3 separate regions of the Homo sapiens genome follow, and regions 1 and 2 are each linked to region 3. A link is a contact called in ENCODE Hi-C or POLR2A ChIA-PET data. All regions are on one chromosome and are shown on one strand. Each heading gives the region's core, a stretch centred on a gene start or an enhancer-like site at or near the end of the contact. The rest is flanking DNA. Distances are from core to core; before and after follow the strand shown.

The links. A loop is a pair of places that touch in the nucleus more often than their neighbours do. ChIA-PET counts read pairs that join two places held with the same protein, here RNA polymerase II (POLR2A). Pooled maps may share reads with other maps.
Region 1: a loop to region 3 is called in a pooled map, with 5 times the contacts of the local background. The contact joins the promoter of RPL39L here to the enhancer-like site in region 3. A Hi-C loop is called at or near these places in 2 of 168 maps with a recorded cell type or tissue (CD4-positive, alpha-beta memory T cell and OCI-LY7), 7 of 37 single-sample maps with no recorded cell type and 12 of 50 pooled maps. POLR2A ChIA-PET finds 5 or more read pairs at or near these places in 5 of 52 experiments (AG04450, OCI-LY7, Panc1 and 2 more).
Region 2: a pooled map shows a loop between it and region 3 (4-fold over the local background). The contact joins the promoter of LINC02043 here to the enhancer-like site in region 3. A Hi-C loop is called at or near these places in 8 of 50 pooled maps. POLR2A ChIA-PET finds 5 or more read pairs at or near these places in 3 of 52 experiments (WTC11, activated B cell and activated naive CD4-positive, alpha-beta T cell).

Annotation. Positions count from the first base shown.
Region 1 is chr3:187,137,106-187,141,185 of GRCh38, reverse strand. It overlaps RPL39L (ribosomal protein L39 like), which reads left to right and starts at 1,690. Exons shown (of 3, transcript NM_052969.3): 1 at 1,690-1,973. RefSeq lists a silencer at 1,550-1,779 and enhancers at 1,820-1,969, 2,010-2,109, 1,978-2,484, 3,674-4,080.
Region 2 is chr3:186,823,238-186,826,869 of GRCh38, reverse strand. It overlaps LINC02043 (long intergenic non-protein coding RNA 2043), which reads left to right and starts at 1,349. Exons shown (of 4, transcript NR_125409.1): 1 at 1,349-1,563; 2 at 2,158-2,428; 3 at 3,249-3,325. It also overlaps the pseudogene MCF2L2P1.
Region 3 is chr3:186,998,881-187,002,636 of GRCh38, reverse strand. All of the region lies in intron 2 of ST6GAL1 (ST6 beta-galactoside alpha-2,6-sialyltransferase 1), which reads right to left. Among named protein-coding and RNA genes, the nearest start is that of ST6GAL1, 70 kb to the right of the region's middle. RefSeq lists enhancers at 1,408-1,527, 1,668-1,717, 1,728-1,947, 2,486-3,376, 3,377-3,756. Within about 2 kb of position 1,701, at least 10 of the 41 ENCODE cell types and tissues checked have a DNase peak (open chromatin) inside an H3K27ac peak, as active enhancers do; they include OCI-LY7, where a contact is called at or near this core.

The sequences.
Region 1 (4,080 bases), core at 441-2,940, 140 kb before region 3:
TTTAGTAGAAACAGGGTTTCATCATGTTGGCCAGGATAGTCTCGATCTCCTGACCTGGTGATCCACCCGCTTCGGCCTCCCAAAGTGCTGGGATTACAGGCGTGAGCCACTGCATCCGGCCAGAAAAACATTTTAAAATACTTTGTACACTATTTGAAATGACTATGGAATGCTTGTTTCAATCAATAAAAAAAAGAAATATGAAATGTGAAATGCTTGTTTCAATCAATAAAAAAAAGAAATGTGAAATGTAAAATTTAATAAAATTTAAATTTTAGATACATTTAAAATGTCAAAGTCCTCCTTAAGCTTCAAGAAAATAAAATCAATCTCCTTAAAATGAACAAATTATGATGAATTCGTCAAAAATATTTATATTGTGTTAACCTCATTTACCAAGACATTTCAAATTTACATCTTTGTGTCTGTTAAAGACAGATTTAGAAATACACTAATTTTATTCAAATACAGTTTTTAGTTATGATGATTAGATTTAAAGATATGTGTGATCGGTCAGTTTATGATTATGTAGAATAACATGTCAATATTTACAGGATAATGCAGGTAGGTAAGACACCTGTTCTACTATTGCATGATTTCATGATTTAACTGGTGTAATTAGGAAAGGTTTTAGATCTAATTCGAACTGTCATATCCACTTTTTTTTTTTTTTTTTTTTTTTTTTTTTTTTTTTTTTGAGATGCAGTCTCACTCTGTTGCCCAGGCTGGAGTACAGCTCATTGCAACCTCTGCCTCCAGGGTTCAACCGATTCTCGTGCCTCAGCCTCCTGAGCAGCTGGGATTACAGGCACCCGCCACCACGCCTGGCTAGTTTTTGTATTTTTGTAGAGACAGGGTTTCATCATGTTGGCCAGGCTGGTCTCGAACTCCTGACCTGAAGTAAACCACCCACCTTGGCCTCCCGAAATGCTGGGAAGATATACTTCTAATAACAGCATTTCCAACTACATTACTTGGTTGAAACAGTTGAAACTGCCATTGCAGTTGCAGTAAAGGTAACAAGAGGTAAACTTCTAATATGTAACAGGAGATTTGACTTTTCTCATATGTAACAGGAGATTTGACTTTTCATCTAGAATTAGAACCAAAATCGTTAAATTTGTATAGATATTTGCATTAGCAGAAATCCCATTTTGTTCATGTTGTTTTTAAATAAAGTGACTCGTTTAAAATTTAGTTGCATTTTAAAAATCTGTGTTATGGGAGTGGTAATACTGACTCCAGGCAGGGAAATGAGACAATTGTTAGAGACGCAGGGATGGAGCTGAGAGGTCCTCCTGGTCTCCAATGGCCCGGCGGTGGCTCGATGGGAGGGAGAGCGCCCCCTGGAGGCATTGGCGGTTCCTGGCTCGTGTGCTCGCGGGAACCCAAGCTGTGAGCCTCTGGCCCCGCCAGGGCGTACGAATCCTTTCCTCGTTTATCCAGTATTAAGTCACGCTGTGTGCTAAGTACCGTGGCCAGGCAGCAGCTAGACAACGCGCTGAGGTAAAATAGAGAACTAAGGAAGAATGGGGGACCCCAAAGTCAACTTGGTGACACATCACACGCAGGAGTCGGACCCACGGCTCCCCGAGCCACAGCTCAGTGGGGCGGGACCGCCCGGGCCTGGGCGGGGCCGGGGCGGGGCCTGTCACGGGGGAAATCACCGCCCTAGCATCCGGGGAAATCGCGGTCTTAGCATCCGGCGCGCGGCGGTTGAATTGCTGCGCCCAGCGAGGCAACCGCCTCCGAACGCCAGGTGGGGGCGAGGCGTCTCGGAGTCTCAGAGACACCAAGGCCCCTGCGACAAGGTGGCTGCAGCTAGGCCGGGGGCGTCAGGACGACGGAGCGGGTTCGGGTCGGTGACACGCAGACCTGAGGGAGCTGGGCCCGCCTTTTCCGCCCGCGCCCCAGGCCCTTGCAGATCGAGATTTGCGTCCTAGAGTGGGAAAAAAGCAGAGGCCAGGGCGCCGGTAAGTAAAGGTTCCTCCTCACCCGCCGCCAGGGCCCGGTCCGCCCAACGAGCAGGGCGGCGTGAGGGTCACGGGCTGGAAACAACAATGCCACAGCTCAAGCCGACTCCAACAGTAGTAGCGTTTTTGTTTGTTTGTTTGTTTGTTTGTTTTTTGAGACAGGGTCTCCCTCCGTCGCCCAGGCTGGAGTGCAGTGGTGTGATCTCGGCTCACTGCAACCTCCGCCTCCGGATTCAAGCGATTCTCCCGCCTTAGCCTCCTGAGTAGCTGGGGTTACAGGCGCGCGCCACCACACTCGGCTAATTTTTGTATTTTTAGTAAAGACGGGTTTCACCATATTGGTCACACCAGTCTCGAACTCCCGACCTCAGGTGATCCGCCCGCCTCGGCCTCCCAAAGTGCTGGGATTACAGGCGTGAGGCACTGCTCCTGGCCTACAGTAGTGGCTTCTGGAGGCCACTCAGGCACCCCCTGTTTCTAGCTTAGAGAAGGAGGAAATCGACAATAAAGTAGCCTTAAAGGGATCCATGTTCCGCCCTGCCACCTCTTCAGATGTCAGCGTTGTCCAACTAGTGTCCCTAGAATTACCCAGGATGTGAGTGGCACTGATTCATCAGTGGTTTAATCAGCAAAACCAAGTGTCTTACCTATCTGCCTCATCTGCTCACTGCCTCTTTCCAAGGCGTTCTCACAGGCGCAAACACTTTCTTTTCCTCCATTAATTCCAGTAGGTAAGATTTTGCAGTCTCCTTTAAGGTCCCCGTTTCTCAAAGATAGCCCAAGGAATCTCGCCACTTCCTTGCCTTTTACACATCTGGATTCATCCAGAGACATAAACCCTGACCAGGACTAGCTTCAAAAGGGTCCCACCCGTGCAGTCACATAGGGCTCAGAAGGGCCCTGTACTTACTTTCTTGCTCTGCTATGGCAATCTTGAAATTCTTAATTTTTAAACCAGCACCCGCCTCCCCTCCCCGCCACCTCCACAACATTTTCATTTTGCACTGGGCCTGGCCTTAATTCTCAATTTTCTCAAAGGCTGTCATGTAACTATATAAAAATATAGTTAAAAGAGTTTCTTCTCTAGACATGTCTTTAGTCACTAGGACATCAAGAGACAGGACGGATGCTTCTATTAACTGAGAGTTGTTGGAATCATAAAGGCTTTGTAATCCAATAGTCACCCTCCACGCCTTCTCAATTTCAGAACCTAAGAGAGTTTGCTTAGAGAAAGAACCTGAGAGGTTGTAAAGCTGAGCTGACCAAAGCTCATTGAATCACATGTAGCTATTCAGCACTTGAAATGTGGCTGGTCTGAAAAAAGATGTGCTACAAATGTTAAAACGCACACCAGCTTTTAAAGTCTCTTTTTTTCCTTTTTTTTTTTTTTTGAGACGGAGTATCCTTCTGTCGCTGGAGTGCAGTGGCGCAATCCTGGCTCACTGCAACTTCTGCTGCCTGGGTTCAAGTGATTCTCCCGTCTCAGCCTCCCGAGTAGCTGGGATTGTGGTAGCTGTGCCTGCCACCACACCCGGCTAATTTTTGTATTTTTAGTAAAGACGGGGTTTCACCATGTTGGCCATGGTTGGCCAGGCTGGTCTCGAATTCCTGACCTCAGATGATCTGCCCGCATCAGCCTCCCAAAGTGCTGGGATTGCAGGCGTGAGCCACCGCACCCGGCCAATTTTTCTTTTTCTTTTTTGAAGACGGAGTCTTACTCTGTTGCCCAGGCTGGAGTGCAGTGGTGCAACCTCGGCTCACTGCAGCCTCCGCCTCCCGGGTTCAGGTGATCCTCCTGCCTCACCTCCCCAAGTAGCTGGGACTACAGGCATGTGCCACCACGCTGTCTAATTATTTTGTATTTTTAGTAGAGACGGGGTTTCACCATGTTGGCCAGGCTGGTCTGGAACTCCTGACCTCAGGTGATCCTGAGCATTTTGGCCTCCCAAAATGCTGGGATTACAGGTGTGAGCCACTGCACCTGACACTTTTTTTTTTTTTTTTTTTTTTTTTTGAGGAAGAGTGTTGTTCTGTTGCCCAAGCTGGAGTGCATTGACTCAATCATGACTCACTACAACCTCATCTCCTCGGCTCAAGCCATCCTCTT
Region 2 (3,632 bases), core at 100-2,599, 180 kb after region 3:
ACCGGACACCAGCGCACCGCCAAGGAGACAGCCACGTGGGGACATGCCGGGCTAGCAGGGTCAGAGCCACTTTGAGGACTAGTGACCTCGGTTCCCTGGCTTAACCAGGTCCTTATGGGTGAGAATCCTGAAGAGGGGGAGAGGGATGGAGGCGAGGGACAGTAGGCAGGAGGAGCTGATGAATAGGAAGGAGGAAGAAGATGAAATAAACAAGAAAGAAAGAAATTACGTTCAGAGCGCTGCTCACCTTTTCCATGTCTTCTGCACCTTCATAGCCTTCAAAGGTGTCCATGGAGCTAAACTCCCTGCTGGAGCAGCCTTGGGGAAAGAAAGGAAAGGATGGGGCCTCTCTGGGGTGGGAGGACAGCCCCTCTGCCCATGGCAGGGTGTAGCAGGCAGTGCCTGTTGCAGGCGGGGTCCTCCCCATCTCTAACTCCTGCTCTCCCAGGGCCTGCACTCCGCTGGGCTGTGAAGGGAGTCTGATTTTTTCAGGCTCTTTCCAGCGCTGAAATGCCTTAATTCACTGAGAAGAAGCGTCCACATGCTTTTCATGGCCCTACCTCCCTGTTCGTCCAAGAAAACAGTCGTCTTTTTTGCTTGCCTGTCTTCTAACCATGCCTCCGTCCCTTCTTCCTCCCCTGTCTATTTCCCACCCTCCTCCCCTTCTTGCCTCCTTTTCTTTCCCGTAATTAATGTCCATTTCCCATCTCCCTGGCAGCCTCTGCCAAGTGTCACTGCTCCCCATAAGGGAAAATAAGAGGAACAAGCAAGTGCATCCATCCCTGCCTCTCTCCGCAGTGAACTGATAAACCCATCAGTCTTGCCCGTGGTGCACCTGTTACATCCCCGGGAGGTGTTGGACACTGTGGGGAACAGCAGCCACCGCCAAATACTCAGCAACTGCCCTGTGCCTGGTGGGATGGTAGGCGTTTGTCAAAGTTTAAGCCTCACAACCCTGTAAGGGTCTCAGCCCCCTTTACAGTTGGGGAAACAGACAGCAATGGTCACTTGGCCAAGTCCTCTTGGCCTGTGGCAGGGCAGCTGGCTTCTCCAGCCCTGCTGCTCTTTACCCTCGCTCTGAGTGAGATGCGGTTTCTGCGCCACACGGCTCACAAGCCAGGGTAGGGAGCCGAGCATCTGCATAAAGCTCCCAGCACAGGGCAGCCCCAGACTGAGGCTCGGCTGAGTAATCCACGCGGCGGGAGCCGTGCTAGGAAAGTGTCTGCTCAGGCGAGAATTCAGGGAGGTTTGGGCAGGCCTTGAGGGGCGGACAGGACTGGAGAGGGAGGGCCTTCTGGGCAGAGGCATGGCGGGAGGGCTGTAGGCGGCAGTGGAGGGAGCTGCAGTTATCTGGGTGAGCAGGCAGCGGACAAGTGACGTCTCCCGGCCTGCTGCCCCAGGCCCCCCACAAGCCGCGTTCTGGGGCCGTGGCCTCCCCAGAGCAGATCAGTGGGGGCTGTGTGAGCAACACTGGGGGCAGCTGGGCAGCGCCTCCCTGGAGGCCCCTCTGAAATCCCGCCGGATGCTGGCAGGCTCCAAGGGGGCTGGACACCATCTTCTCAGGTTGAAGCAAGTCCTGGTTGAGTTCCTAGTCCAGGAGGTGGGATGGGTGAGGGGTGGAGGGCAGAGGAGAAACTGCGTCAGGGATGTGTCCGCCACCTTCATCCTCCAGACGGGACTTGGGAGCGGCTGCAGGAAACCCTGAGAGATTCCTCTTTAGGGAAGTCATCCAGCCCTGGGGTCCCCTTATGCCGGGAGCAGTGAGGACAGAAGAATGACCATCTATCTTGCTGAAAGCTCTGTGAGGGAGGAACGGAAGAACGGAGGGAGCTACGACCTTGACCATCCCCTGAGTGTCCATGGCCTCTGTGCTCCGGATGATGCCGGGGCTGCCAGGGACCACAGAGCCACCCACTGGGAGGCTGGGGGTTGGCCTGGCTCAGGGGCGTTCGTCAGCCATAGACACCCACAGCATGTGGTGGGCAGGGCTGGGAGGTGACACAGGAACTGAAAAACCTGAGAAGCTCCAGCCACTCCGCAGGGTAAGTGCCACCTGGGGTAAAATGATTAGCTGGTTCCAGCCCCTCCGCAGGGTAAGTGGCACCTGGGGTAAAATGACTGCCTGGAGCTGGCAGCTGCTTTCTCTGCTCTCCCCAGGGCCCTGCAGGGAAGCGTGGAAAGGCGGCACAGGGCTGGACCCAGAGGAGCTCTCAGATGCTGGACTGGACTGTTTCAGGGGTCATCTAGCCCATTCCCCGCCTCCAGGCGAGGATTTGCTTGAGCCTGGAAAGATGAAGGATCCTCCCAGTGCCGTCAAGCCCCGGATTCCACCTCCCTGTAGGTGGACTGCCAGCGCAGGCCCTGACAACGCAGAGAAAGACACAGGACCCAGCTGGGCCAGTGACAGCAGGAGCTCCTGGTGCCACAGGTGAGGGTGGGGACGCCTGGAGCACCATGGGGGTCCTGGTTTAGTCTACAGCAGGGTCTTAAAATAGGATGTAAGTGTTACATCTTGACACAGTGTACACATGCTGACACATATTAAAACAAATTTTACACAGCAGTATTATCCTGAGTATGAGTGACGCCTTTTAAGGAGTTTATATTCTATTAATTCCCTTTTTAAAATGCTGGTCCACATCCACTGAATTGATTTTATGACCTACTAATAATGTGTTATAACCCACAATTAGAAAGGCACCGTTCTAGGGCAGGGCAGAGGGAGACAGAAAAGAAAGAGAAGCAGAAAGGAAATAATAAGGACAAAGGGAAGGAAGAACAAAGTGAGGTCAGAGTGGAGGAGGGTGTTTTGTGGGAGGTCACACAAATGCCTGCCATGATGTCCCTTCAGCCCTCTCCTAACACAAACCACATCCCACTCTGTGTCTGCCCTTAAGTCTTTTCCATTGGACCCTGGGTTTATATTTTATTAATATAAAAGAATATATTTTTGGTGGAAGGGATATATAATAGAATATATATAATATATAGAGATAAGATAAATAGAATATATATAATATATAGAGATAAGATATATATAATAGAATATATAATATGTATAGATAAGATACATATAATAGAATATATATAATATATATAGATAAGATATATATAATAGAATATATGTTTGGTGGAAGGGCTATCTTTTTCACCTCTGTAAACCCACAGCTTCTAGCAGAAGAATTAGAATCAGGCAAAAAGCTTAGAGAACACCCCACCCCTAAGTCAAAAAAATTCTCATTTTGCAGGAATGGAAACTGTGACTCATAATAGCCAGCTAGTCAATGATTATTCCCCCCAGTCCCTGGCGCATCAAGATTTGCTGGTAGGTGGTCATAAGCATCATTTTTTTATTTCTAAAGTGAAGACAATGATATCTACTTTGGAGATTTAGTGGAAGGATTAGCAAAATGTACATCAAGAACAGTGTCTGGCCAAGGCAGGGTGTCTCACGCTTGTAATCCCAGCACTTTGGGAGGCTGAGATGGGTGGATCACCTGAGGTTAGGAGTTCGAGACCAGCCTGGCCAACATGGTGAAACCCTGTCTGCACTAAAAAAAAATACAAAAATTAGCTTGGCATGGTGGCGGGCACCTATAAACCTAGCTACTTGGGAGGCTGAGACAGGAGAA
Region 3 (3,756 bases), core at 452-2,951:
AGCAAAGGTAATTGGCACAGACAGGAATTGATGAGATGTTGGCAGAGAGGAGATGCTTAGCGGCAAGAAAGCCACAATGAACCTCCCAGCCAATGCCTCACAGAGTGCAAGGCCATGTAAAAAATGAGGGAAAGAAGTCCTTGGCATTTTCCAGACATAATGACTACATTGACTTTTCCTGAGGGAAAGTTGGACAGACCAGGGAGAGGAATGAGCTGTGCTCAAGGGTCTTTTGGGTCATTTCTTTGCATTTCCTAAAGAATATGTTTTTTACCTTATCATGTAGACAACTTTGATCTGTGCTGCTGAGCATAAAGAAACATTTGATAGCTTCCATAAACCTGACAGTTTGACACTAAGTGTGGGAGGGAAATCACTAAACTAATAAGTATATGAAATATCATCCCTTCTTTGTGGAATTATGAGCTCATTCATCTCCAAAACAAAATTACATTAAAAGCTTCAGACACACGAAAATGTTGATTTGCCTCCCATTTGTTTCAAGATGGCCTTAAACCTAGAATGTGGACTTAAAAATACACCATAACAGAAAATATGGTCAGATCTAACAGCTAATTACAACACCAATATAAGGCAACAAAGCTCTCTCTTTGGTAGAGTAGAAAATAAAGCTAAAAACATTGTTTGTTTGTTTTGTTTTTGGGTTTTTTTTTTTTTTTTGAGACAAAGTCTCACTCTGTTGTCCAGGCTGGAGTGCAGTGGCGTGATCTCGGCTCACTGCAACCTCCGCCTCCCGGGTTCAAGCAATTCTCCTGCCTCAGCCTCCTGAGTAGCTGGGATTACAGGCGCGCGCCACCACACCCGGCTAATTTTTGTATTTTTAGTAGAGACGGGGTTTCACCATGTTGACCAGGCTGGTCTCAAACTCCTGACCTCGTGATCTGCCCGCCTGGGCCTCCCAAAGTGCTGAGATTACAGGAGTGAGCCACTGAGCCCGGCCGTTTGTTTGTTTTTCATTACATATATGGTGGGCCCTTTATGTGCAGGACACTGTGTGAAATGCATTTTCTCACTTAAACCCCTAACATGATGCTGAAGTAGATGCCATAATCCCATTTTACAGATGAAGCTGAAGTCCAGAAAGGTCAGCCATTTGACCAAAGTGGGCCTCCAGAAAGCAATGGAAGTGAGATCCAAACCCAGGTTTACAACAGTTATTGAGCACTACTTATGTGCCAGGCACTGATCTCAGCACTTTTCAAGTATTAACAGATTTAATCCCCACTGCAATATTACAGGGAGACATTGCTGTCACCTGATTTTAGATGAAGAAATGAGGCAGAGAAAGGTAAAATAATTTGTCCAAAGTCACACATCCCTCTGATTCAATGCCTGAGACAGATCTATGTGCAGTGGAGGGTATGGAAAGTGACATGCAGGTCATCCCTTTCCTCGGGCTGTGGACATTTCAGAATGTCCAGGGTTCGGGTAGGAACACTGAGTTCTACCTCGCTTCTGTGCCACTGTGGGAAGTTGAGGCCAAACTTAGTGAAGCCACATGGCCAGCTTGAAACCTGTGGGTCTTCGGGTTTGGCTCTCACCATTCATCTGCAAAGAAAAGCTGTGTAACCCACCTTCTCCCGAGGAAGGCACCTTTCTGCCAACAATGGCCTCACCTGACACTCTGGTCAGTTACACAAGCACTGTTCTAAAAAGCATCTGGGGAAGTACGCACAAATGCATGGCCCATTTCTACTCCAGTTAAATTTAGCAAAACTTTGAGTAAATTTTCACACCCAATGCTGGTGATTAATAGCAAAACAGTTGTGCTCATGTATCACTCATGGCTGGGAAAACAGAAGTGAAACCTTACGAAAATACCTCAGAACAACCAACAATAGTTGAAAAACAGAAAAGAAACATAAATGTGTGGGTGCCTACTGTAGCATCAAATGTAATGCTGAGAAAATTTGGAACAACCTAAATATCTAGCCATAGGAACAAGCAAAATTGTGATCCAGAAGTCCATCGATTGCCTATGAAGCCATTAACAAAAGACATGCACTATAAAGATGAAAAACAATGTTTATAGAAACAAAATAAACTTTTTTTTGAGCCAGAGTCTCGATCTTGTCACCCAGGCTGGAGTGCAATGGCAAAATCTTGGCTCACTGCCACCTCGGCCTCCCGGGTTCAAGCGATTCTCCTGCCTCAGCCTCCCGAGTAGCTGGGATTACGGGCACCTCCACCAAGCCTAGCTAATTTTTTTTTTTTTTTTTTGTATTTTTAGTAGAGATGGGGTTTCACCATGTTGGCCAGGCTGGTCTCGAACTCCTAACCTCAGGTGATCCACCCACCTCAGCCTCCCAAAGTGCTGAGATTACAGACGTGAGCCACCACATCCGGCCCAAAATAAACTTTTGGTCAACACTAAAATTGTAATTCTATTAAAAGCTTGCTTTGCAAACAGACTATGATTACAAGTGACCATTGTTACAAGTGAACAGTAATGTGTCAGGAGGCAGGATACATTTTAAAAATGTATCTTGGCTGGGCACCATGACTCATGCTTATGAATCCCATCACTTTGAGAGGCCAAGGCAGGAAGAATGCTGGAGGCCAGAGGTTCAAGATCCGTCTGGCCAACATACTCTACAAAAATGTTCTTAAAATAGCTCAGTGTGATAGTGCACGCCTATAGTCCCAGCTACTCAGGAGGCTGAGACAGGAGGATCCCAAGCCCACAAGTTCAAGGCTGCAGTGAACTACAATAGCCACTCCAGCCTGGGCAACAGAGGAGGACTCTGTCTCTAAAAAAAATATAAATAAATAAAAGTGTATCTTTACTGCTGTCATAATGTTTGTGAGTAAAACAAGAAAAACAAGTTTAGCACCAAGTTTGTTGCCCCCAGAGCACGCACATGGCCCTCCTACTCCACTTACCCTCCATTAGAATATAGTAGTCTTGGCTGGACACGGTGGCTCATGACTGTAATCCCAGTGCTTTAGGAGGCCAAGACGGGAGGATCATGAGGTCAGGAGATCGAGACCATCCTGGCTAACACGGTGAAACCCCATCTCTACTAAAAATACAAAATTAGCCAGGCGCAGTGGTGCACTCCTGTAGTCCCAGCTACTCGGGAGGCTGAGGCAGGAGAATGGCCTGAACCAGGGAGGCGGAGCTTGCAGTGAGCCGAGATCGTGCCACTGCACTCCAGTCTGGGCTACGGAGTGAGACTCCGTCTCAAAAAAAAAAAAAAAAGAGATTATAGTAGTCTTCCTTCAAGGCGACAAATCCGGGCCTACTTCTTCCCCGGATGTCTTGCCTTAGCATAGGGGACAGAAACACATTTATTCAGCACCCATAATGGCCTGGCCCTGACATAGCTGAGCTGTTCCTATGCATTATCACCTTGAATGACACACACCTTCTACGAGGCGAGTGGTGTTAATGGTCCCACGGCCCTAGACAGAGGCTTACCGCCTAGTGAAAGGATTCCCTTAACTTTCGCATATGCATTTAAAAAGGAGGATTCCCTTTACTTCCCCAGGGCCAGCTGCCTCCACAAGAGCAAGTTTAACAATGGTTTGGAAATAAGATACCCCTGCATTGCCCCCGGGCCCCCTTCCTGGTCGGCTGGCAGTTGGCCACAGTGGGAAGAGGAGGGAGAGGCCAGGATCCAGTTCTGTTGCTTTCCAGCTTCGTGCCCCCCAGGCAAGTTACCTAACCTCTCTGGGCTTCATTTCCTCAACCATTAGATAGTTCTGTAATAAACTTTTCACGTGATTATTGAA